Regions from separate parts of the Homo sapiens genome. Here all the other regions are linked to region 2. A link is a loop called in an ENCODE intact Hi-C map of the cell type or tissue named here. Cell type or tissue: PC-9. All regions are shown on one strand. Links, peaks and the distances in the headings refer to the core of each region. The heading gives the core; the rest is flanking DNA.

The links. A loop is a pair of places that touch in the nucleus more often than their neighbours do. Peaks named below come from ENCODE experiments on the same cell type or tissue, not always from the same donor. Only the 100,000 strongest peaks of a DNase experiment are listed, where the experiment ranks them.
Region 1: a loop joins it to region 2, with 4 times the contacts of the local background. A loop is called at or near these places in 9 of 110 quality-filtered maps.
Region 3: a loop joins it to region 2, with 6 times the contacts of the local background. A loop is called at or near these places in 2 of 110 quality-filtered maps.

The regions. Positions count from the first base shown.
Region 1 is chr3:177,820,143-177,828,560 of GRCh38, reverse strand. The region is part of intron 1 of LINC02015 (long intergenic non-protein coding RNA 2015); the gene reads right to left. Among named protein-coding and RNA genes, the nearest start is that of LINC02015, 7.5 kb to the right of the region's middle. RefSeq lists enhancers at 1,620-2,120, 2,121-2,621. In PC-9, for the core only: no CTCF peak of the experiment used is centred there; a DNase peak (open chromatin) is centred at 4,350; H3K27ac peaks cover 2,218 bases.
Region 2 is chr3:177,598,682-177,607,099 of GRCh38, reverse strand. All of the region lies in intron 2 of LINC00578 (long intergenic non-protein coding RNA 578), which reads right to left. Among named protein-coding and RNA genes, the nearest start is that of LINC00578, 160 kb to the right of the region's middle. RefSeq lists silencers at 1-176, 4,245-4,539. In PC-9, for the core only: no CTCF peak of the experiment used is centred there; DNase peaks (open chromatin) are centred at 4,269 and 5,819; H3K4me3 peaks cover 923 bases; H3K27ac peaks cover 4,356 bases.
Region 3 is chr3:177,660,552-177,668,969 of GRCh38, reverse strand. All of the region lies in intron 3 of LINC00578 (long intergenic non-protein coding RNA 578), which reads right to left. Among named protein-coding and RNA genes, the nearest start is that of LINC02015, 150 kb to the left of the region's middle. RefSeq lists an enhancer at 2,558-3,096. In PC-9, for the core only: a CTCF peak has its summit at 4,321; no DNase peak of the experiment used is centred there.

The DNA of each region.
Region 1 (8,418 bases), core at 2,122-7,121, 220 kb before region 2:
ATAATAAAATAAAATCTGAAATTTTCTTGATTGAAACTAATTCTTGATTTAAATTATTTTTACATTTGCTATTGATAAATTTCTTTAAATTGTTATTACTGAATCACAACTTTAATCACTCTATAGATTGTTCATAATTTTGCTCATGCTTAAAAGATAACTTTTGCTTTCCATTTAGTCATCTGGCCTTATTACTACACACTTCCAAGTTAGCTAGTGGCTAATGGGGAAAAAAGAGTGAGAAGATGAATAATTGTCTTCAAGACAATCTCTGTATTTTAAGAGCTGTGATATATAATAATATGATCAACACATACAGCACTTACTATGGGCCGGCACTGTACTAAGAACTTATCACCATTGAATCTTAACAACAACCGTAAAAGATGACACTGTCATTATCATTCCATATTAGAGATAAGCAAACTGAGGAACTCAGGCATTTGGTAACTTTCCCAAGATCACACCACAAGTACATGACAGAACCAGCATTGAAACCAAGGCTGGCTGGCTCCAGAGTTGTGCCCCTAACCACTTTGCTACACTGCCTCAACTATGCTGTCTCTTCCGAGTCCTTAACATTGAAATATTAGCTCCCAGCATTGTTCAAGAACTACTGCAAGTAATAAGAGGTAAATGGTGAACAGATGATCAGTTATGCCGCTGCAAGTAAAAGACAATTGCCCCCACAAATCCCACTGTTCTTAAGATGACATTTCCCAGCACTTACCCCTCCTAGCCAAAGCATTAATGGATGACGCTCTAATATAAACTTTGTGGATTTTAAGAAATCCAAATGCTATTTAAGTGAAAGGCATTGTGCAAAGGGGGAATTTTCTTTCACTCTCAGTGGCAAAGTTATTCATTGCCTCCTGCTATTAATGAGTCATCTGTTGCTTCAGTCAGTGCTGCCCAGGGCTTTATTTGCCATCTCTGTGTTTGAGCTTTGAAATGAGGTTATCGATTTATGATCAGTGTAACTCCTGGCTGACTCCTGGATGTTAAGATACAATAATAGAGGGTTTTGTGGAAAATCACCAGCTACACTTGAAGGCCGGATCTACATCTTGTTCATTTTTTTGTCACTCCAGCATCCGGCACATAATAAACACTCAATAAATATATGCTGGACGAGTGACTGGTTTCATAAATTACTCTATGGCTATAGACTTTAAGTTTATAATGGATAAAGACTGTACTTACCATCTTATATAGGGCTAACATTGAACAATACAGACATGATAAAGTGAATGAACTACTTAGAATTTTAAGAAAAATGGAAAGAAGGGTTTATGTGTTGCTGAAGTCATATGCTAGGAGACACATAAAAATAAAAGTTCTGCCAACTACAAAAATTTATTTTAAATCCTATGAATCCTGTTTCATAAGGAACCAGCTACTTCATAATTCATCAACTAGAGATTTAACTTTTGTTATTTCTTCAGTGACATAAAAGGATATTAAGCTTTCTCATATTCCCTATTTTAAATCTCCATCACCTTAAATATATAGTGACTCCCAGGTATAATAGGTATTGGAAAAATAAAAGACAATTATCTGGGAGATTACTTAAAAGATTTCTGTTCTTCTGTTTGACTGTAAAGGGCCAATTATGATGCCATTCACAGGAGATTTCACCATAAAAAGTGTGAATGAGGTGAGGGGAGACAGTCCCAACCAGCCTGGAACGGAAATCCAGGAATACCTGGCTTTGGCTTTAGAAGAAACTGCTGTCCATTATGGTGTTTCTATTCATCTGGTGATTTACATGGTAGATGAGGAATCTTCTAAAAAATTGCAAGATGTATTCCCAGTTGGGGATTAGATCTATGCGGGAACGAATAGGGGACTGGGAATGGCATGGAGAGAAAGCAACCAAGGTGCCAAGAGAATTTGGCTAAATCTCTGTGAGAAAGTGTTCTAGAGAGGACGGAGGTAGGCCTGACAAGCCAGTCTCAACCATAAGGCTGAGCAGGAGGAGCAAGAGGGGTCAGGAACACCAGCTGGTCCTGGTGCTGCCTCAGTGCCCCTGCCCCACGAGTGTCGTAGGCATGAGCTACGCCGTGCTCCCCAGTACCACCGAGGGGTCCACTTAACCGGGTGTAACTGCACAGCCAGGAAGCCCTTCCCTTCTCACTTCCCAAAGGACTGCCAGCTTGTGAGCCGTGAGCACTGAGCGCTTTGAAGCTCAGCTGCGAGGTCAGGTCTGCTCTTCAGCAAGGTGGAGGCTGGGGAAGCAGCAAGGGCACTGGTGAGGGGAGCCCTCAACTGGATCTGTGAAGGCACATAAAGTTACCACTTGGGGCCCACAGAAGCATCAGGGATGAACTTTGCAGGGATAGACATGCCTGTGTGAATGAGCTGAGCTTACAGCCAACAAAATGTTCTTTTATCGACTGCAAAATTCAGGTTTAACTCTAAATGTGAAATCACCTGAGCCCATATGCTGGGGAAATCTAAACACACTCAATTTATAAATTATCCTGTAAGAGAAAATAGAAATAAAATTATAAATTACTGTATATTTTTAGGCCAGGTATGGTGGCTCATGCCTGTAATCCCAGTGCTTTGAGAGTAAAAGTAGAGGGATCACTTGAGGCCAGGAGCTCAAGACCAGCCTGGGCAAAACAGTGAGACCCCATATCTTAAAAGAAAAAAAAAATTAGCTGGGGGTGGTGGCACATGCCTAGAGTCCCAGCTCCTCAGGAGGCTGAGGCAGGAAGATCGCTGGAGCCCAGGAGTTTGAGGCTGCTGTGAGCTGTGATCGTACTGCACTCCAGCCTGGGCGACAGAGCGAGACTCTGTCTCTAAAATAAATAATGAATATTAATAATTTTTTTTTTTTGAGACGGAGTATCTCTCTGTCACCCAGGCTGGAGTGCATTGGTGCAATCTTGGCTCACTGCAACCACCACCTCCCAGGTTCAAGCCATTCTCCTGCCTCAGCCTCCTGAGTAGCTGGGACTACAGGCATGTGCCCCCAGGCCTGGCTAATTTTTTGTATTTTTAGTAGAGATGGGGTTTCACCGTGTTAGCCAGGATGGTCTCGATCTCCTGACCTCGTGATCTCCCCGCCTCGGCCTCCCAAAGTGCTGGGATTACAGGTGTGAGCCACCGTGCCAGGACTAATAAATCTTTTTAAGATATAAATCACTATATGTTTTTGACTGGCATCATGCTTTATGGTTTCGTAAGCTTCTCATTTCTTTCTTACAACCACTCTGGCAAAAACAGTACAGGTATTATCCTCATCTAATAGCTGAGGAAACTGAGGCTCAGAGAGGCCAAGAGATTCGACGTCGATCCTACAGCTCATGTAAGGTGGGGGGCTAGTTGGGGTAAAGTTGAGACTGTCATTCCAATGGGGAAGTGCAGAGATGAACTCCTCCTAGCACAGATCACTCTCCAACGTCAATTGTGATGTTCTTTTCTTCTCTTTTGTTTTTTCTTCTCTTCTCCTTCTCCTATTTCTCCTCCTCCTTCTCTCCCCTGACAGACGCCAGGGATGTCCTGCCAGGAGCATAGTGATTCCTTGGAGGAGAAGATGGAGGAGAGAGATACAGAGGGGGAAGGATGACAAAAGGCAGAGAACAGAACAGGACTGGCAGCAGCGCTCCCCACCTCCTCTCCTCACTCTGTGCTCTTTAAAAACACTCCCTGATTCATTTTCTTTTTAAAATCTCATTTCACCAGAACGTGTAAACACAATTCACCAAATGCAGTCATGTACTTATTGAATAAAGAAAAGCCGTGGCAGCTTTCCTGGGGAAAAAAAAAAAAAAAAAAAAAAACACAGGGCAACAACCCATTCTCTGGCCAGCAGTAACAAGGACTTGGAAGTGTAAGACTTTTCAGTATTAAGTGGGCTTTTGGCATTTTTTCCTGTCCCCCACCCCCCTTTTCAGAATCTATTCCCATGTCTTCTCTATGTTCCTGCAGAAGCCAGTCCACCAAAACAATATACATGGCCTGGCAGGCAGCCTGACAGGCATCACACATGATCTCAGTCTGCCCCCAGCACTCTCACATCAGGGCTGGATGAATCCAGTGAGGGAAATGCCTTCTAGCTGATATTTCTGTCTTAGGAAAAAAACAGAGAAAATGAAGATCGCCAGGACAGATAGGTTGGAAGAGAAAGCTTGGCTCCCAACTACTGCAGTGAAAGGCTTACACTGGGGTCAAGCAGAGTCCTTTTAGTTTCTGAACAATAGAAAATGTTGTCCCCATTCTAGTGCTCCCTGATCAGGCCGAGGCCACCTGCCCCTCCTCCCACAGCGCATGTGATTGCACCCACCCCGTAATAAAGGTCAGAGGAGTTGGTTGCATAAGCCTGATTAAACAGTTTGGACAAGCACCATGAGCTTTGGGGAATGAATCAGAGCTAGCCTTTGCCACTGTTCTTCAGCAAATTCCATTCCTCAGAGATTTATGGAGTGCCTGCTACCTGCAAGGTGCTATACTGTAAATTAAAATTTTAAAGGAATTCTTGCAACCTCGATTGCCTTTGATGGATAACCCCTGGGCAGGTTGAGTTACTCTTGTTATCAAATGATGAACTGAGGCCCAGAGAGGTTCTGTAACAGTGATGAGGTACAGGAGTCTCTGAACCTGTGAGAAGAAATGCGTTGCAGCCCTGGCTTTCAGCAGGCCAGTGTAGGAGCTGTGCAAGTCTTTCAACCACTTAGCCCTCAGTTCTTCAGCTATAAATAGGAGGGTTGGTCGGGTGCAGGGACTCGCACCTGTAATCCCAGCACTTTGCGAGGCCGAGGGGGGCCAATCACCTGAGGCTGGGAGTTCGAGACCAGTCTCGCCAACATGGAGAAACCCTGTCTCTACTAAAAATACAAAATTAGCCGGGCATGATGGTGCATGCCTGTAATCCCAACTACTCGGGGGCTGAGGCAGGAGAATCACTTGAACCTGGGAGGCGGAGGTTGCAGTGAGCCAAGATCATGCCATTGCACTCCAGCCTGGGCAACAAGAGTGAAATTCTATCTCAAAAAGAAAAAAAAAAAGGGAGAGAGAAGAAGGTTGAGCAAATTGTCTCTACAAAGATGTCTTATAGTTTGTTTTTATCTTTTGTAGCTAATATTTATTGAGTACCTATTATGTGAAGTGAGTACCCATTTACACATATTGATATTTTTAACATTCTATGATTTCTAAAGATCCCATATATTTAAAGCAATACTATATAAATTGTATGAGGAAACTTATTTACATAGAAGAAATAAGGGAAAAGTGAGCAGTACTTTCTTTCATTTCTCAACTGGTGTTTCTTTAAGCCAAAATTTTGTCTCACCTCACCCTTCACTTTTAGTTTTATAGGGAATTTGGTGTCTGAGCCAGAACATCAAGACTTGTAGCGTAATTTTTTGTTGTTATTTTTGGTTTTAATGTAAAGAATAGTTGCAGAGAGAAGACAGTTTCGGGTCCATCCTAGGAGTGAGTTATACAAGCTTTCAACAAGTACAAACCAAACATTCACCCTTTTAAAATTCCATTGTAAACAGGCTTTATGATGTATATATTGTTTTCAGCTGTTACTGTGCATGTCTATTGCAGTTTGCATTTGGAAAGTATTTTTATAATTATTTTGCTGACTCTGGTGATAACCTTCTAAATTAAGATTCAGCCTCAGTAATGGATGTTTTGACCCCACTTGCCAAGTCCACAAGCAGGAAATGAGTGAAGACCTCTGGTTGGAAAAGAACCTTTCTGTGTGTTTCTGGCAAGTAAACTGTCATCACATTTAATTGAGATTTGAGAAATGGGTAGCAAAACAGCAGTGAATGATGGCATTTGCAAATTAGTTGAAGCCAAGTGAATTTTTGCCTAGAGTGTTCCGACTGAAAAAATAAATATAAGGAAAATCGATGTTAGCAGAGAGAATCTTTCTTGTTTCCCTACTGATTTTCCATGAAGTAAAGTGCACATATTTGATTCAGCTTAGAAATCACTATCTTTTTTTTTTTTTTTTTGGCCCCCTTTAAGGGAATCTGTAAAATTTCAGATGAGATGTTGTAGTGGAAACAATCTTTGAACTTACTGTACTGATCAAATTAATGACTCAACCTGTATCTTCCCCTACTCAGCCCCTAATATAGATTTTTCTTTTCCAAGGAATGATTTCAAATGTTTCTAAAGAGTGAAAAAAAAGCTTTTCAATTTTCCTCCCTTTCCACTGTGATACGGACTAAATCATCAATATCTATTTCTGCCAGTAATTCACACTCACGGTTATCAATGAGCTTATGCCAAGCTCTGTTCTCAGCACATTCTTGTTGTGCTGTTATAAAATTTAAGTATGTGAGGTCAGTGCAAAAGTAACAAACAGTGAAAGAATGTTACCTAACAAATGCTTTATTCTAAACATAATCATCTATAATATATATGTCTAGAAATCTGTAATAAGACAGTTCTGTCTATCCCCAGTGCAAATGTTTAGATTAGTTAGATTTTTAGAAAATTTGCCATATAGTTAATATTAATCTTTGATTATATTAATATTAATATAGTTAATGTTTGAGAGAACATTTCATATTTTCCAGATAACTCAGTAATGTTTTGGCTTTATAATTACTTTAAATCAGCCATATGGAAAGATGATTAAGAACCTGTTTGTCTTTTCACATTTACATATACATACAGAATATGTATACATATATAAAAGTTAAAATTTTCTCTGATCATTCTCTAGATCAGTAAGTTACAGTAAATATTAAGCTTCACAAAGTAATGGGATTTTTTTCTATATCTAATTTGTTCTCGAGTCCAATGATAAATAAGGAAAGAGATGATAATCCTTGTCATAAAGGACAATTGATCTTTTCTTCTTTCTTTTTTTCTTTTTCTGAGACAGAGTCTCGCTCTGTTGCCCAGGCTGGAGTGCAGTGGTGCGATCTCAGCTCACTGCAAGCTCCGCCTTCCAGGTTCACGCCATTCTCCTGCCTCAGCCTCCCGAGTAGCTGGGACTACAGGCGCCCACCACCACGCCTGGCTAATTGTTTTTTTTGTTTTTGTTTTTGTTTTTGTTTTTGTATTTTTTAGTAGAGGCGGGGTTTCACCATATTAGCCAGGATGGTCTCAATCTCCTGACCTCGTGATCCACCCGCCTCGGCCTCCCAAAGTGCTGGGATTACAGGCGTGAGCCACCACGCCCGGCCTCTTCTTTCTTTCTTTCATCTTTCTAGCTTTCTTTCTTCTTTTCAAGGTCTGTGGCTAGATACTAGAATTTTAGAATCAACATTTCCACTATGATTCTATTTAACTTTCCAGCTTTTACACTGGATAAGTCTCTTTATAAAATCAAAGGTGTTCTCATTTAAAATTAAGTTTATTTCCAATGCTGACATAAAAGGTCTCACAATTTTCATTGCTATTTTCAGCCATGGAGCTGCAATAAACCCTTCTAAGTTTGTGTGCATAACAGGTATGGAATATAGTCATCTCCCCTACCATGAACAAAACAGGAAAAGAAAAAAGGGTTTCAGGAAAAAAAAAAAAAGAAACATGTCTCATTTTTAGAGGTCAAAAGTCATTTTCATCCCCTGAAAATGCTTTGAAAGTGGTCCAGACCTCAAATTACCATAATTTTCACCTACCCCTATGTAAGAAAAGGGAAGTAAAAGCAAAAGGAATCATAAACATCTCGGTGCAGGACGTTCTTACTTTCTGTAGAATCTTTGTGGTTTCCAATCCCTGCATGACTTCCCAGCACTTCTGCATCACTCTTCCCCTTATTCTTCTCTAATATGTTTCACATTGATTTTTTTTTTCAATTCTCTGCTGACTGCACATTCTGAAAATGCTTTGACCTTAAAGTCAAGATCAAGTTTGCATTCCTGGAGTAAACAAGAAAGAAAGATGGAGAAGAGAACTTAAAAGAAAACCATTTGACCAAGAAAAACTATGGAGCAAAATATGTATCCTAAGAAAAGGGAGAAAACAGTGTCTTTCTTCTGAGGTTTCTCTTTTTTTCTAAATTTGGCATTCAAGGTGAAGAATATTAATATAAACTACCAATGAAAGAAGAGAAAATTTTCCTCAAGTACTATTTGTATGGAGACTAGTCTGGCATTAACCATTGCTATCACCATGTAGAATAACAGATCTGTTAGAATGAAACTTCTAACCATACTGTTATACTCAGGTAGTGTACTGGAAAAGCAAGAACCATACATTACGGCTCCAAGAAAAATAGAAACAAATTAATGCTGGAAAAATATGTGTAAAAACCCACAAGTTTGAATAATCTTCTAAAATTGTTTTAGGTTTTATAAAGACTTTATCTCTGTCTCAGGGCCCAGCTACAGTAAACTGACAGTTAACTGCTTAAAAAGAAAGTACATCTTGAAACGTTCATAACTTTTCATTTATAACAAAGGCAGAAAAACAATCACATTTATAAGAAGATAT
Region 2 (8,418 bases), core at 1,400-6,399:
ATAGGAAGCATTTCATGAAAGCTGTGTGAGAGTAGCAACAGGTCAAGCAAAGCATCTCGATGTGATCCGGGCATCACAGGAAACAGGAGTAGCTTTATCTCCATGGGGCTTAGTGTAAAGATGCTATCTGGCTCCTTTCTCAACCAGTTGCCTCAGCTGAGGCATCACAAAAATCAGCACAAGATACTCCAGGGGTACTCATTATCTTCAAGTCTCCTGATGAGTTAGATTTCCTCAGAACAAGTGAATGGAAATAAAACGTAAGACAATCCAGGATTCATAAAAGCTTCACCTTGGCAGAACTCCTGGGTGGTCTAATCTTCCAGGATTCTGATTTGCTGTGCTTTCCTTTGAAACTAAATAGAAACCTCCAACAGGCCCTTATTTCTGCTTCCGAAACATGTTGAAGTTTGTCAAGAGTTTAGCTTATATTTTGGACAAAATGGCATCACTTAAGTTAATGTTCTTTAGTAAATACTGATTAAAGATATGCTCAAGAGATTTGTATTTGTATTTTCTTTCTTCAGAAGAGAAAAATTTCTTCTAAAGATGAACACAAATTGTACAAGAAATATTTTCCATTAAACTATGTTGTGGTTCTTGGCCAGGCGCAGTGGCTCACACCTGTAATCCCAGCACTTTGGGAGGTTGAGGCAGGCGGATCATCTGAGGTCAGGAGTTCAAGACCAGCCTGGCCAACATGGTGAAACCCCATCTCTACTAAAAATACAAAAATTAGCTGGGCATGGTGGTGGGTGCCGGTAATTCCAGCTACTTGGGAGGCTGAGGCAGGAGAATCGCTTGAACCCGAGAGGAGGAGGTTGCAGTGAGCCAAAATGGCACCATTGCACTCCAGCCTGGGCGATAAGAGCGAGACTCCATCTCAAAAAATATATAAATAAAATAAACTATGTTGTGGTTCTTACTTTGTGAACTCCAGAGAAGTTAAATTCTTCTCCACCAAAACCCCAGTAAACAGTAGGCCAGGAACAATGCTTAACTGCTAATACAACGTTGAGGCACTATTAGCTAAACAACACTAACAGACCCAAGTCATAAAATTTTCCTACCAAACATTATATAGGAAATATTGTCATCTTTTCCTTTAATTGCATTCAACAGAGAGCTAATTCATCAATTGCATTAACAGGTATTTAATGACTTGGGAAGAACCTGAGTGATCTTAACACTGGTGGCATGAAAGCTGTGTTGAAACTATAAGTTGTTAGGTATCTCTGCAGCAGTAAATCAGTATATTTATTGGAGAAGAGCTTTGGGGAAGAGACATCCTTTCACTTTTTTTTTTTTTTTTTTCTCAAACCTGCTAATTCCAAACAGAACTTTAAATTCACAACTGGCACCTTCCATTTCCTTTAAGGAATTGGGCAATTACTATTTGTCTCAGTCCATTTGGGCTGCTCTAACAAAATACCTTAGACTGGGTACATTATAAACAACAGAAATTTATTCCTTACAGTTCTAGAGGCTGGGAAGTCCAAGATCAAGGTGCCAGCAGATTCAGGTCTGGTGGGGGCTCATTCCTCATAGATGGTGCCTGGTTGCTGTGTCCTCACATGGTAGAAGGGGCAAACGAGCTCCCTCAGTCCTCTTTTGTAAGGGCACTAATCCCATTCAAGAGGGCTCCATCCTCATGATCTAACCATTTCCCAGATGTTCCATCTCCCAACACTGGGGATTAAGTTTCAACATATGAATTTTGGAAAAACATGAACATTCAGATCATAGCACTATTGCAACCTGCAATTTTTAAACATGAGAATAGAGCTGATGCCTTTACAGAGAATGAAAGTGTTCCATGTCTTAACCTGGATAGTGGTCACATAAAGTTGGGATTCAGGCAAATAGCTAGATATATAGATAATCAATTAAATAACATGATGACATATAAGCCAAGTGCTAGGGAACTACAGATAACAAGAGCTGTGTTTAGAGAAGGAAGACAACCCTATCCGGGGACAAGTTAGGAGGAGGTTTTATAGGAGGTGAGATTTGAGCTGGCATTAAAAGGCAGGTAACACCCAGACAAGAAGAGAGAAGAGACCATTGCTCAAAGGAGACATTCACTGTGCCCAGAAGTATGGAGGGGAAATGACATAGGAGCCAGTACATATATATAGTAGACACAGGAAGCATATTTCCTTGACTTTCATTAAAATAGCACTTTATTTACATATTCTTCACTTTTATTAGGTCCCCATCCTTCAGCAAGCTAAGCTAAATTGTAGTATGTAACGATTTCAAGTCAATTATTCTGAAGAAATCTCTTTATTCATATGACCTGTCTTTTTTCTTTTTTTTTTTTTTTTTTTTTTGAGACAGAGCCTCCTTGCTCTGTCACCCAGGCTGGAGTGCAGTGGCGTGATCTTGGCTCACTGCAGCCTCCACCTCCCGGGTTCAAGCGATCCTCCTGCCTCGGCCTCCCGAGTAGCTGGGACTACAGATGCGCGCCCCCACGCCTGGCTGATTTTTGTATTTTTAGTAGAGACCAGGTTTCACCATGTTGGCCAGGATGGTCTCGATCTGCTGACCCCGTGATCCACCCGCCTCAGCCTCCCAATGTGCTGGGATTACAGGACCTGTCTTTTTTCATAAGGATTGCAAACAAAACAAACAACAAAAATCTCTGGTATTTGGAGCATCCCCTTGGAATTTCCATGACATGACCTTATCACGGGTAATCTCCCAGAATTGAGAATTTGCAGCACTCCTTTTTCAATGAACCTTAGACAATCATTTATTTTCCACTTAATCGGTTTAGTCCGTGGAGCCTGCACTTCACTAGAAAACCATTTGGGAGAAGGAGAGGTATTCATTCAAAATATCTTGGTTCATCGAGCCAATTAAGAATCAGAAAAGAGCCTGGGCATAGTGTCTCATGCCTTTAATCCCAGCACTTTGGGAGGCTGACGTGGGTGGACCACTTGAGGCCAGAAGTTCGAAACCAGCCTGGCCAACATGGTGTAACCCCATCTCTACTGAAAAAAAACAAAAAAAATCAGCCAGGCGTGGTAGAGCATGACTATAATCCCAGTCACTCAGGAGGCTGAGGCAGGAGAATCACTTGAACACAGGAGGCTGTGATTATTGTGAACTGAGTCTTGAAGCAGAGCAAGACTCCATCTCAAAAAAAAAAAAAAAATCAGAAAACATAGCCACCTTCATTCTCACTGTTGCTTTACAATCTTTTGTCTTAGGTTAAGTCAAATTTAAAGCGAGTCTCTGGTACGGGAGTGTGATATTCTTGTCTCTGTTTACTTCAAACATTGTTTAAACTACTCCTGTGGACTAAAATAACCTTAGCCAGCCCTACATTTGACTTCTAGGAGAGTTTATCATATTCTTCATGGAAAATTTCTTTTTTGTTTCAGTTATCATGGAAATGATAAGATCACGAAAGGAAGACTGAGCACCTGGAATGTAGTTGTAATGAGTGGAACTAAACTTCAAGTTTAGGTTAGTTGAACTAAGTTAAGTTTACACAGAAGAGAGAAGTTGCTGACAGCCAAGAAAAAAAACTATGTAAAATCAACCACTTCCCCACATGCATTTTGAAATGTAAATACATTTAACACCCAGAGAGGTGCAGGGGAATCTAGCTATTTTGGGCTATTCTGAGCAAGGACAGCTGTATGTTCTGAAACATATGGCTCCACATTTGTAAAAGGGAAAGGGGTGAGGCAAGAAACCACAGAATGGCATATTTGAGTTGGTCATTTTGAGATTCTTAGAAGTTCTGACATGAAAAAAATGACTCCCTAATACTCAGCATGACAAGTATCAGTCATTGGGGAACATTCTGTCAACTGGTATTTGAATTGGAACAAGTGGAGATAAGGTTCTTTCTACACAACAGGCCGGTTCAGTTCACCGTAATCAGCAGGACAATTCCTCCTTCCCATTTTGTCCCTGTTTATGTGCTTGGGTGAAGGGGTTATGGAAGGGAATGGATCACCCTTTGTATATCGCATGAGTTCTTTCAAGGTAGCTAGGAGCCAAAAGACTTGCTTTTCTGGTTTTCTCATTGTTTCCAGTGCCAACAAGGCTCCCTGGAACCTCCAAGCTATGACATGATTATGCTCATTATGAAGGGCAAATAGGACCAGCCCTCCAGACACTCCAACACCAAAACTATTTTTATTAAGGATTTTCTCCACTTACCTGGGAGTGGTTAGGTTTTGGAGCTTTTTGGAGGTATTTCCTCTCACATTCCTACCATCCTGGCATACAATTGTTGGACACCTGCCTATTTCACATCCTCCTTCCTCCTTTTCTTATCGCTCCCTGAGGTGCAGTTTACCCTCCCCTGCATCCCCCACCATCTGGACCAGAGTTTCTGCCTCTCTGAACCTAATTATTTCTCTTATTCTCTTGAACTACTGCTTCCCTTTTGCCTATGACTCATAACCTTTTATTAACAAACAAACAATTCTTTGCTCTTACAGTGTTCCCAGCTCAGTTTTTCTTTTCTGCATTCTGTTAAGTGCACACTGACAGGTGAATACCAAAGTATTTTATGTTACTACCCGCCCCAACACACACACACAAACACACACACACACACACACACACACACACTTAGTAAACCTTTTCTTAACCTCACTGGGGTCACCATGCAAGTGATATTTACAATGCCAGAGATTGAAGCCTGAAATACCCAGCTGAAAAATCTTTAAATTTCAGAAGGCAAATGAAAAGAGAAACATAAATGAGTAACACAACAATTTGACGATGAAGAAAACCAAAGAGGAAGAGAGCTCTGAATATAAAATGGCTAATATTAAAGAGTAAGAGTACATTTGAATGAGATAATAAGGGAAGGGAAAAATAGTTTCTCAAAAGGGGCAGATGTATTGTCCTGATTTCTAGATCATAACAGAGACCCAACAAAGGAGAGGGTATCAAGAATTCTTCATTTTGAGTTGTCCGTCAACCAAGGCATTCTGGTGGCAAATCACCTAATCTCTCCTTACGTCTCCACTTCAGTATCTATAAAACTATATGTAATAAATCTAAACTATGGACCATGTGTAGTCTAAGGAGTACCTGATTCAAGATTATTCAGGCTAATACTAATGCTCCAGGTTATTTCTGTTATGATTGATATTGTCAGAAAAGCCCAGAAAGGATTTAGAAATATTTGATGATGAGATGTGGAGCCAGGGAGGGATTGCAGAGGAGTCTTTGCATCTTTGACTTGGAGACTTCAAAAAAATACACTGAGGCTGGGCACAGTGGCTCACACCTGTAATCCCCACACTTCGGGAGGCAGAGGCAGGCAGATCACTTGAGGTCAGGAGTTTGAGACCAGCCTGGCCAACATGGCGAAACCCCGTCTCTACTAAAAGTACAAAAAAATTAACTGGGCATGGTGGTGCACGCCTGTAATCCCAGCTACTTGAGAAACTGAGGCATGAGAATTGCTTGAACCCGGGAGGCGGAGGTTGCCGTGAGCTGAGATCATGCCACTGCACTCCAGCCTGGGCAACAGAGCAAGACTCTGTTTAAAAATAATAATAATAATACTCTCAAAGGGACACCACCAGAGGATTGTATCAGCAGGATTTATTCTCAGAGTTGATTGATGGATTCCCTGTCTATCTGGGAGTGGTTAGGTTTTGCAGCTGTGTGGAAGTGTTTCCTCTTACATTGCTATTGTCCAGGCAGGTTCATTCTGAAAAGCAGCTTGCTGACAGGGGTGTGTGCTAGCTGCAATAGAGGAACAATGATTGTTAATTAAGAAGAGGACCCAATAACAAGAAATCACAAGCTCCTAGGTATCAAAAACTTGCCTGACTACTTATCTTAGCAATGCCTTTAGGCTCTTCAGCCAGTTCTGCCTGTCAGACCTCAGAGAGCTATTCTAATTGGTACAGAAAAGTTTGAGAAATGATGCCACAACAAAATGGCTACTATTTCCTAGAGAGAGTTGCAACATGAGGAATTATCATTTGAAAATTCATTCAAGGTTTTTGAGCAATTCATCTAAAGACATCTCTGGTGAAAAATGTGTCCACGTTTTCATAGGTGATATAATATGAAATACTTTTCATTTGTACAGTACTTTCAGTTTGTGTGTGACCCACATATATTCTCTTATTTGCTCCTCCTCTGCCCTCCTTCCACCCCAACAACACAATGAGGTTGGCACTATTATCCACAGTTTACAGATGATAAATCTGAAGCCCAGATACATTTGTTCATCTGGGCCCATGTCACAAAGTTCTTAAGAAACCTAGCTAGGACTTCTTCTCAGATTTTCTGTCTCCAACTTCGCTGTTCCTTCTTTTATCTTATTGCTGCTTAAGAAGATACAAATATATCAACTTAGAAAAAAATAAGAGTTAAGGAAAAAAATAAAAGTAAGGCAATGCATGTTTGGTGCTTGCATAAAATTCCTGATTTGTGATATTAAAAGTAAGCTGATTGATTTCTCCAAATTATGATGACTATTTCTAGACATAGGCTTGGTTTCTCAAAAAGGATTAGCTAATTCCACTAAAAAATTTCCTAAGCAAGTGTTTCATGAACATTTTTAGTCACTTGACGATCATTGATTGAACCAAACTCTGGTCACACTAGCCAATATATAAAAATATTATGAAAATGAATTGGATGGGGAGAGGAAAACACAACCATAGATTGACAAGACAAACACCAAATCTTTACAATACATAACACTGGGAGGTGGGATGATGGTTGATTTTGCTTCTTAGTTGGACTTTTCTGAATTTTTCAAATGACCTACAATAACTATGCATGACTTCTATAATTAGGAAGGAAGTTACACATTTTTATTTATTATAAGAATGCCATGTTAGATGAATGAACTACAAAATTGCAATTAAGACCAAGAAATCACAACAAAATACATTAGTAACAGAAGAAACCATCCTGAGACACCTCTCCCTGAATCTCTTGCAAATCATTAAGGGACCCCACCCTCCAGGTCATCATTAAAGGTAATTGTTCTAGAGGATTCTGAGGGAATAACAAAGTCTATACTTACTCCCTTCCCCAAACCAGGGCAAACAGCCAAATGTAAACATATTTTTAAATCTTGCTTTATTGTGTTGTTTATTCAAACTCAGTATTTTAGAAACGTATTCACTTGAGACAGAAATATAAGCAGCCTGGATGTCGGGGGGTTTGTTACAGGAGCACTGCCTGCCAGGAGGTGTGGAATCGTGAAGGGTGGTAGGTAGAGTAGGCACGGGGTGGTATGTAAGTTTGTGCAGGAAGGAAATAAAGAAGAGTATAGGCTTTGCCCAAATGTATGGTGTTTCTGAAGCCTTCCTAATGTCTAACCTATGAGGGCACACGCACGTGGAGCATCCCTGGACCCCCAACCCCACCCTTCCTTCCTCTTGCTCCATTCTTTCCCACACCCTTTCCACTTCTGCCCTTTGCTTGTATCACAGCTTCACTTGTCAAGGTTCTTATATGAAGATCTATTGTGTCATTTTAAAGATTTGTAAGGGCCCACATTGCTAAAACATAAAACGAACAAGAACTGACTTGTGTGCATAGAATAGGTCTCTTTCCTCAGAAAAGGAAGTGGCTTGGGAAAAAAAAATCCACAGGGTAGTTTCCAATATCACTACATTCTGGAAGTCGAGCTAGAGGAAGTAAGTTGGATGCTTACTTAATAGCCCTCACCAACAATGGTTTCTGGGACCAAAATGAATAGCACTTTTTGTTTTATTTTGCTTCTACCTTACTTTATACTAATTATATGAAGTGGGTTTTTCAATGTACTCTCTGCTTTTACATTCTGTCATCAGCTCACTTCCTCCCTCCCCTCTGCTTCCACCAGTTGGGGAAAAGTCTCTCATACATGATTATTGGCAAAGTGTTCCCACAAGTCATTAATTGAATCCTATTTCCCACAATAGCCATAGTACAAATTATTTTACATATCCAATTGCAAAATAGATGGCCCTGAATTTGTTTTTAAGACACTCATGTTATACAACTCAACTAGTATGGATGGAAGAAATCTAGTCTTTAGCATTATATATTGGTGTCCTAGTTCGTCAGGATCAAATTGATAAATATGAGAAAATTAAGCTAGGCGCTAAGTTTCGTGAGGGTATGGACCATTTCTCGCCACCCACCCCAATGCCTAACACAGTCCTGGCATGTGGATGGCATCAATAACATTTGAACTAAAATGTAATCGAATTGAATAGAAGTTTAATGATATCGCCAAGCTTAATTAGGCTGCAGCACTGTAAAAAAAAAAAAAAACTGGATCCTAAATAGACTAGTAGGTTCAGAAAACCCTGTCTGGTGGGTATCCGTCTGCACAGCATAAACAGACTGCTGCATTGACTGGAGAGAAAATAGGGAGGTAGGAATTTGCCTATGCAAAGCCAAGAAGCTGGCACTTTCCACCAT
Region 3 (8,418 bases), core at 2,229-7,228, 61 kb before region 2:
GGTCTCTTTCCCTTGCCTCCATAACTGTTGTGCGTATTGACAGCCAGGCTTCTAAACCTCTTAAAACTCCCCAACTCTCGTGCCAACTTAGACAACACTCTTTTAAGCACTCCTTTTTAATTATCCCCACCTGCCCAGTTCCCTTATTAGGCTGAGACACTTTAACTAAATTATCTGCTTCCCTGACTGTTCCTGGACTACAGCTGCATCTCATTGCCACCCTTCTCCCCAACCCAAAGCCTCCTTTGTGTCCTCTTTTATCCCCCCGACCTTAACCCACAAGTATAAGACACCTCTACTCCCTCCTTGGTGACCCATCATGCACCCCTTACCATCTCATTAAAACCTAATCACCCTCACCCTGCTCAAAGCCAAGATCCCATCCCACAGCACGCTTTAAAAGGATTAAAGCCTGTTATCACTCGCCTGCTACGGCATGGCCTTTTAAAGCCTATAAACTCTCCTTACAATTCCCCCATTTTACCTGTCCTAAAACCAGACAAGGCTTACAAGTTAGTTCAGAATCTGTGCCTTATCAACCAAATTGTTTTGTCTATCCACCTCGTGGTGCCAAACCCATATACTCTCCTATCCTCAATACCTCCCTCTACTACCCATTATTCTGTTCTGGATCTCAAACATGCTTTCTTTACTATTCCTTTGCACCCTTCATCCCAGCCTCTCTTTGCTTTCACTTAGACTACCCTGACACCCATCAAGCTCAGCAAATTACCTGGGCTGTACTGCCACAAGGCTTCACAGACAGCCCCCATTACTTCAGTGAGGCCCAAATTTCATCCTCATCTGTTACCTATCTCGGCATAATTCTCATAAAAACACACATGCTTTCCCTGCTGATCGTGTCCAATTAATCTCCCAAACCTCAATCCCTTACAAAACAACAACTCCTTTCCTTCCTAGGCATGGTTAGTGCAGTCAGAATTCTTACACAAGAGCCAGGACCACACCCTGTAACCTTTCTGTCCAAACAACTTGACCTTACTGTTTTAGCCTAGCCCTCATGTCTGCGTGCAGTGGCTGCCACTGCTTTAATACTTTTAAAGGCCCTAAAAATCACAAACTATACTCAACTCACTCTCCACATTTCTCATAACTTCCAAAATCTATTTTCTTCCTCATACCTGACGCATATACTTTCTGCTCCCCAGCTCCTTCAGCTGTACTCACTCTTTGTTAAGTCCCACAATTAACATTGTTCTTGGCCCGGACCTCAATCTGGCCTCCCACATTATTCCTGATACCACACCTGACCCCCATGACTGTATCTCTCTGATCCACCTGACATTCACCCCATTTCCCCATATTTCCTTCTTTCCTGTTCCTCACCCTGATCACGCTTGATTTATTGATGGCAGTTCCACCAGGCCTAATCGCCACACACCAGCAAAGGCAGGCTATGCTATAGTACAAGCCACTAGCCCGCCTCTTAGAACCTCTCATTGCCTTTCCATCATGGAAATCTATCCTCAAGGAAATAACTTCTCAGTGTTCCATCTGCTATTCTACTACTCCTCAGGGATTATTCAGGCCCCCTCCCTTCCCTACACATCAAGCTTGAAGATTTGCCCCCATCCAGGACTGGCAAATTAGCTTTACTCAACATGCCCCGAGTCAGATAACTAAAATACCTCTTAGTCTAAGTAGACACTTTCACTAGATAAGTAGAGGCCTTTCCTACAGGGTCTGAGAAGGCCACCACAGTCATTTCTTCCCTTCTGTCAGACATAATTCCTCATTTTAGCCTTCCCACCTCTATACAGTCTGATAACAGACCAGCCTTTATTAGTCAAATCAGCCAAGCAGTTTTTCAGGCTCTTAGTATTCAGTGAAACCTTTATATCCCTTACAGTCCTCAGTCTTCAGGAAAAGTAGAACAGACTAATGGTCTTTTAAAAACACACCTCACCAAGCTCAGCCACCAGCTTAAAAAGGACTGGACAATACTTTAACCACTTTCGCTTCTCAGAATTCAGGCCTGTCCTCGGAATGCTACAAGGTACAGCCCAGTTAAGCTCCTGTATAGACGCTCCTTTTTATTAGGCCCCAGTCTCATTCCAGACACCAGACCAACTTAGACTGTGCCCCAAAAAACTTGTCATCCCTACTATCTTCTGTCTAGTCATACTCCTATTCACCGTTCTCAACTACTCATACATGCCCTGCTCTTGTTTACACTGCCAGTTTACACTGTTTCTCCAAGCCATCACAGCTGATATCTCCTGGTGCTATCCCCAAACCGCCACTCTAAACTCTTGAGGTAAATAAATAATCTTTGCTGGCAGGACTATGCTGAACCTCCTTAGGCACTCTCCAATCAGATGTCCTGGGTCCTCCCAATTCTTAGACCTTTTATACCTGTTTTTCTCTTTCTCTTATTCCATTTAGTTTTTCAATTCATATAAAACCGTATCCAGGCCATCACCAATCATTCTACACAACAAATGTTTCTTCTAACAACCCCACAATATCACCCCTTACCACAAAATCTTCCTTCAGCTTAATCTCTCCCACCCCAGGTTCCCACGCCGCCCCTAATCCCGCTCAAAGCAGCCCTGAGAAACATCGCCCATTCTCTCTCTCCATACCACCCCCCAAAAATTTTTACCGCCCCAATACTTCAACACTATTTTGTTTTATTTTTCTTATTAATATAAGAAGGCAGGAATGTCAGGCCTCTGAGCCCAAGCCAAGCCATTGCATCCCCTGTGACTTGCATGTATACGCCCAGATGGCCTGAAGTAACTGAAGAATCACAAAAGAAGTGAAAATGCCCTGCCCCACCTTAAATGATGACATTCCACCACAAAAGAAGTGAAAATGGCCGGTCCTTGCCTTAAGTGATGACATTACCTTGTGAAAGTCCTTTTCCTGGCTCATCCTGGCTCAAAAAGCTCCCCCACTGAGCACCCTGCGACCCCCACTCCTGCCCGCCAGAGGACAAACCCCCTTTGACTGTAATTTTCCTTTACCTGCCCAAATCTTATAAAACGGCCCCACCCCATCTCCCTTCGCTCACTCTCTTTTCGGACTCAGCCCGCCTGCACCCAGGTGAAACAAACAGCCATGTTGCTCACACAAATCCTGTTTGGTGGTCTCTTCACACGGACGTACATGAAATCTTCCTTCTTCATATTGAGATTCTCACCAACACCACCACCCTAAAAAAAGTTCCTGAGTTCAATACTTCCTTGACCCTTCCTCTTGGAGTGTATGAGAGGAGGAATCAGAGCTCTCCCTGGATATGGAAGTATGTGCAATAAATTCATTTTTAAAGTATGCTCAAAGTTTTGCTGGGAATACACTAGAGAACAGGAGAAAGCGCTTACTTCATTCAGCCTTAAGGTTAAAGAAGGTTTCTTGGAAGTGGAGCCATTTGAGCTATTTACATTCCATGAGAACCACAAAGTGTGCCCTTCAGAAGAACTCTGTACTTAAAACATGATGAGAAAGGCAATGAGAAAGACAACTTCATGCTTTTCCCCATAAAAAAAAAAAAAGAAAGAAAAAACAAACAGCAACAACAAAATTGTCACAGATATCAAAGACTATTTCCTGGCAACATAATCCTGAACTTATTTAAAATGCTGGTAGCTTATTCAACAGTTCAAGAATAAGAAAAGAGGGTTGCACAAGATGGCCGAATAGGAACAGCTCCGATCTACAGCTCCCAGCATGAGTGACGCAGAAGACGGGTATTTATGCATTTCCAACTGAGTTACCAGGTTCATCTCACTGGGGAGTGCCAGACAGTAGGTGCAGGACAGTGGGTGCAGTTCACCGTGCATGAGCCGATGCAGGGCGAGGCATCACCTCACCTGGGAAGCGCAAGGGGTCAGGGAATTCCCTTTCTTAGTCAAAGAAAGCGGTGACAGACAGCACCTAGAATCGGTTCACTCCCACCCTAATATTGCGCTTTTCCAACTGGCTTAAAAAACGGCACACCAGGGGATTATATCCCGCACCTGGCTGGGAGGATCCTACGCCCACAGAGTCTCACTCATTGCTAGCACAGCAGTCCGAGATCAAACTGCAAGGCGGCAGCGAGGCTGGGGGAGGGGCGCCTGCCATTGCCGAGTTAGTTGTTTGATTAGGTAAACAAAGCGGCCGGGAAGCTCAAACTGGGTGGAGCCCACCACAGCTCAAGGAGGCCTGCCTGCCTCTGTAGGCTCCACCTCTGGGGGCAGGGCACAGACAAAAAGACAGCAATAACCTCTGCAGACTTAAATGTCCCTCTCTGACAGCTTTGAAGAGAGTAGTGGTTCTCCCAGCACGCAGCTTCAGATCTGAGAACGGGCAGACTGCCTCCTCAAGTGGGTCCCTGACCCCCAAGTAGCCTAACTGGGAGGCACCCCCCAGTAGGGGGCGGACTGACACCTCACATGGCCAGGTACTCCTCTGAGACAAAACTTCCAGAGGAACGATTAGGCAGCAGCATCTGTGGTTCACCAATATCCACTGTTCTGCAGCCACTGCTGCTGATACCCAGAGCAGAAAAACTGGAAACTCTAAAAATCAGAGTGCCTTTCCTCCTCCAAAGGAATGCAGCTCCTCACCAGCAATGGAACAAAGCTGGATGGAGAATGACTTTGACAAGTTGAGAGAAGAAGGCTTCAGACGATCAAACTACTCCTAGCTACAGGAGGAAATTCGAACCAATAGCAAAGAAGTTAAAAGCTTTGAAAAAAAATTAGACAAATGGATAACTAGAATAACCAATGCAGAGAAGTCCTTAAAGGACCTGATGGAGCTGAAAACCAAGGCACGAGAGCTATGTGACGAATGCAGAAGCCTCAGTAGCCAATGCGATCAACTGGAAGAAAGGTTATCAGTGATGGAAGATGAAATGAATGAAATGAAGCAAGCAGAGAAGTTTAGAGAAAAAAAGAATAAAAAGAAACGAAAAAAGCCTCCAAGAAATATGGGACTATGTGAAAAGACAAAATCTACGTCTGATTAGTGTACCTGAAAGTGACGAGGAGAATGGAACCAAGTTGGTAAACACTCTGCAGGATATTGTCCAGGAGAACTTCACCAATCTAGCAAGGCAGACCAACATTCAAATTCAGGAAATACAGAGAACGCCACAAAGATACTCTTGAGAAGAGCAACTCCAAGACACATAATTGTCAGATTCACCAAAGTTGAAATGAAGGAAAAAATGTTAAGGGCAGCCAGAGAGAAAGGTCAGGTTACCCACAAAGGGAAGCCCATCAGACTAACAGCTGATATCTCTGCAGAAACTCTACAAGCCAAAAGAGAGTGGGAGCCAATATTCAACATTCTTAAAGAAAAGAATTTTCAACCCAGAATCTCATATCCAGCCAAACTAAGCTTCATAAGTGAAGGAGAAATAAAATACTTTACAGACAAGCAAATGCTGAGAGATTTTGCCACCACCAGGCCTGCCCTAAAAGAGCTCCTGAAGGAAGCACTAAACATGGAAAGGAACAACTGGTACCAGCCACTGCAAAAACATGCCAAATTGTAAAGACCATCAAGGCTAGGAAGAAACTGCATCAACTATTGAGCAAAATAACCAGATAACATCATAATGACAGGATCAAATTCACACATAACAATATTAGCTTTAAATGTAAATGGGCTAAATGCTCCAATTAAAAGACACAGACTGGCAAATTGGATAAAGAGTCAAGACCCATTAGCGTGCTGTATTCAGGAAACCCATCTCACATGCAGAGACACACATAGGCTCAAAATAAAGGGATGGTGGAAGATCTACCAAGCAAATGGAAAACAAAAAAAGGCAGGGGTTGCAATCCTAGTCTCTGATAAAACAGACTTTAAACCAACAAAGATCAAAAGAGACAAAGAAGGCCATTACATAATGGTAAAGGAATCAATTCAACAAGAAGAGCTAACTATCCTAAATATATATGCACCCAATACAGGAGCACCCAGATTCATAAAGCAAGTTCTGAGTGACCTACAAAGAGACTTAGACTCCCACACAACAATAATGGGAGACTTTAACACCCCACTGTCAACATTAGACAGATCAACGAGACAGAAAGTTAACAAGGATACCCAGGAATTGAACTCAGCCCTGCACCAAGTGGACCTAATAGACATCTACAGAACTCTTCACCCCAAATCAACAGAATATACATTTTTTTCAGCACCACACCACACCTACTCCAAAATTGACCACATAGTTGGAAGTAAAGCACTCCTCAGCAAATGTAAAAGAACAGACATTATAACAAACTGTCTCTCACACCACAGTGCAATCAAACTAGAACTCAGGATTAAGAAACTCACTCAAAACCGCTCAACTACATGGAAACTGAACAACCTGCTCCTGAATGACTACTGGGTAAATAATGAAATGAAGGCAGAAATAAAGATGTTCTTTGAAACCAACGAGAACAAAGACATAACATACCAGAATCTCTGGGACACATTCAAAGCAGTGTGTAGAGGGAAATTTATAGCACTAAATGCCCACAAGAGAAAGCAGGAAAGATCTAAAATTGACACCCTAACATCACAATTAAAAGAGCTAGAAAAGCAAGAGCAAACACATTCAAAAGCTAGCAGAAGGCAAGAAATAACTAAAATCAGAGCAGAACTGAAGGAAATAGAGACACAAAAAACCCTTCAAAAGATTAATGAATCCAGGAGCTGGTTTTTTGAAAAGATCAACAAAATTGATAGACCGCTAGCAAGACTAATAAAGAAGAAAAGAATCAAATAGACGCAATAAAAAATGATAAAGGAGATATCACCACCGATCCTACAGAAATACAAATTAACATCAGCGAATACTATAAACAGCTCTACGCAAATAAACTAGAAAATCTAGAAGAAATGGATAAATTCCTCGACACATACATCCTCCCAAGACTAAACCAGAAAAAAGTTGAATCTCTGAATAGACCAATAACAGGCTCTGAAATTGAGGCAATAATCAATAGCTTACCAACCAAAAAAGTCCCGGACCAGATGGATTCACAGCCGAATTCTACCAGAGGTACAAACAGGAGCTGGTACCATTCCTTCTGAAACAATTCCAATGAATAGAAAAAGAAGGAATCCTCCCTAACTCATTTTATGAGGCCAGCATCATCCTAATACCAAAGCCTGGCAGAGACACAACCAAAAAAGAGAATTTTAGACCAATATCCTTGATGAACATCAGTGCAAAAATCCTCAATAAAATACTGGCAAACCAAATCCAGCAGCACATCAAAAACTTTATCCATCATGATCAAGTGGGCTTCATCCCTGGGATGCAAGGCTGGTTCAACATATGCAAATCAATAAATGTAATCCAGCATATAAACAGAACCAAAGACAAAAACCACATGATTATCTCAATAGATGCAGAAAAGGCCTTTGAAAAAATTCAACAACCCTTCATGCTAAACACTCTCAATAAATTAGGTATTGATGGGACATATCTCAAAATAATAAGAGCTATCTATGACAAACCCACAGCCAATATCATACTGAATGGACAAAAACTGGAAGCATTCCCTTTGAAAACTCGCACAAGACAGGGATGCCCTCTCTCACCACTCCTATTCAACATAGTGTTGGAAGTTCTGGCCAGGGCGATCAGGCAGGAGAAGGAAATAAAGGGCATTCAATTAGGAAAAGAGGAAGTCAAATTGTCCCTGTTTGCAGATGACATGATTGTATATCTAGAAAACCCCATTGTCTCAGCACAAAATCTCCTTAAGCTGATAAGCAACTTCAGCAAAGTCTCAGGATACAAAATCAATGTAAAAAATCACAAGCATTCTTATACACCAATAACAGACAAACAGAGAGCCAAATCATGAGTGAACTCCCATTCACAATTGCTTCAAAGAGAATAAAATACCTAGGAATCCAACTTACAAGGGATGTGAAGGACCTCTTCAAGGAGAACTACAAACCTCTGCTCAATGAAATAAAAGAGGATACAAACAAATGGAAGAACATTCCATGCTCATGGGTAGGAAGAATCAATATCGTGAAAATGGCCATACTGCCCAAGGTAATTTATAGATTCAATGCCATCCCCATCAAGTTACCAATGACTTTCTTCACAGAATTGGAAAAAACTACTTTAAAGTTCATATGGAACCAAAAAAAGAGCCCACATCGCCAAGTCAATCCTAAGCCAAAAGAACAAAGCTGGAGGCATCATGCTACCTGACTTCAAACTATACTACAAGGCTACAGTAACCAAAACAGCATGGTACTGGTACCAAAACAGAGATATAGACCAATGGAACAGAACAGAGCCCTCAGAAATAATGCCGCATATCTACAACTATCTGATCTTTGACAAACTTGACAAAAACAAGCAATGGGGAAAGGATTCCCTATTTAATAAATGGTGCTGGGAAAACTGGCTAGCCATATGTAGAAAGCTGAAACTGGATCCCT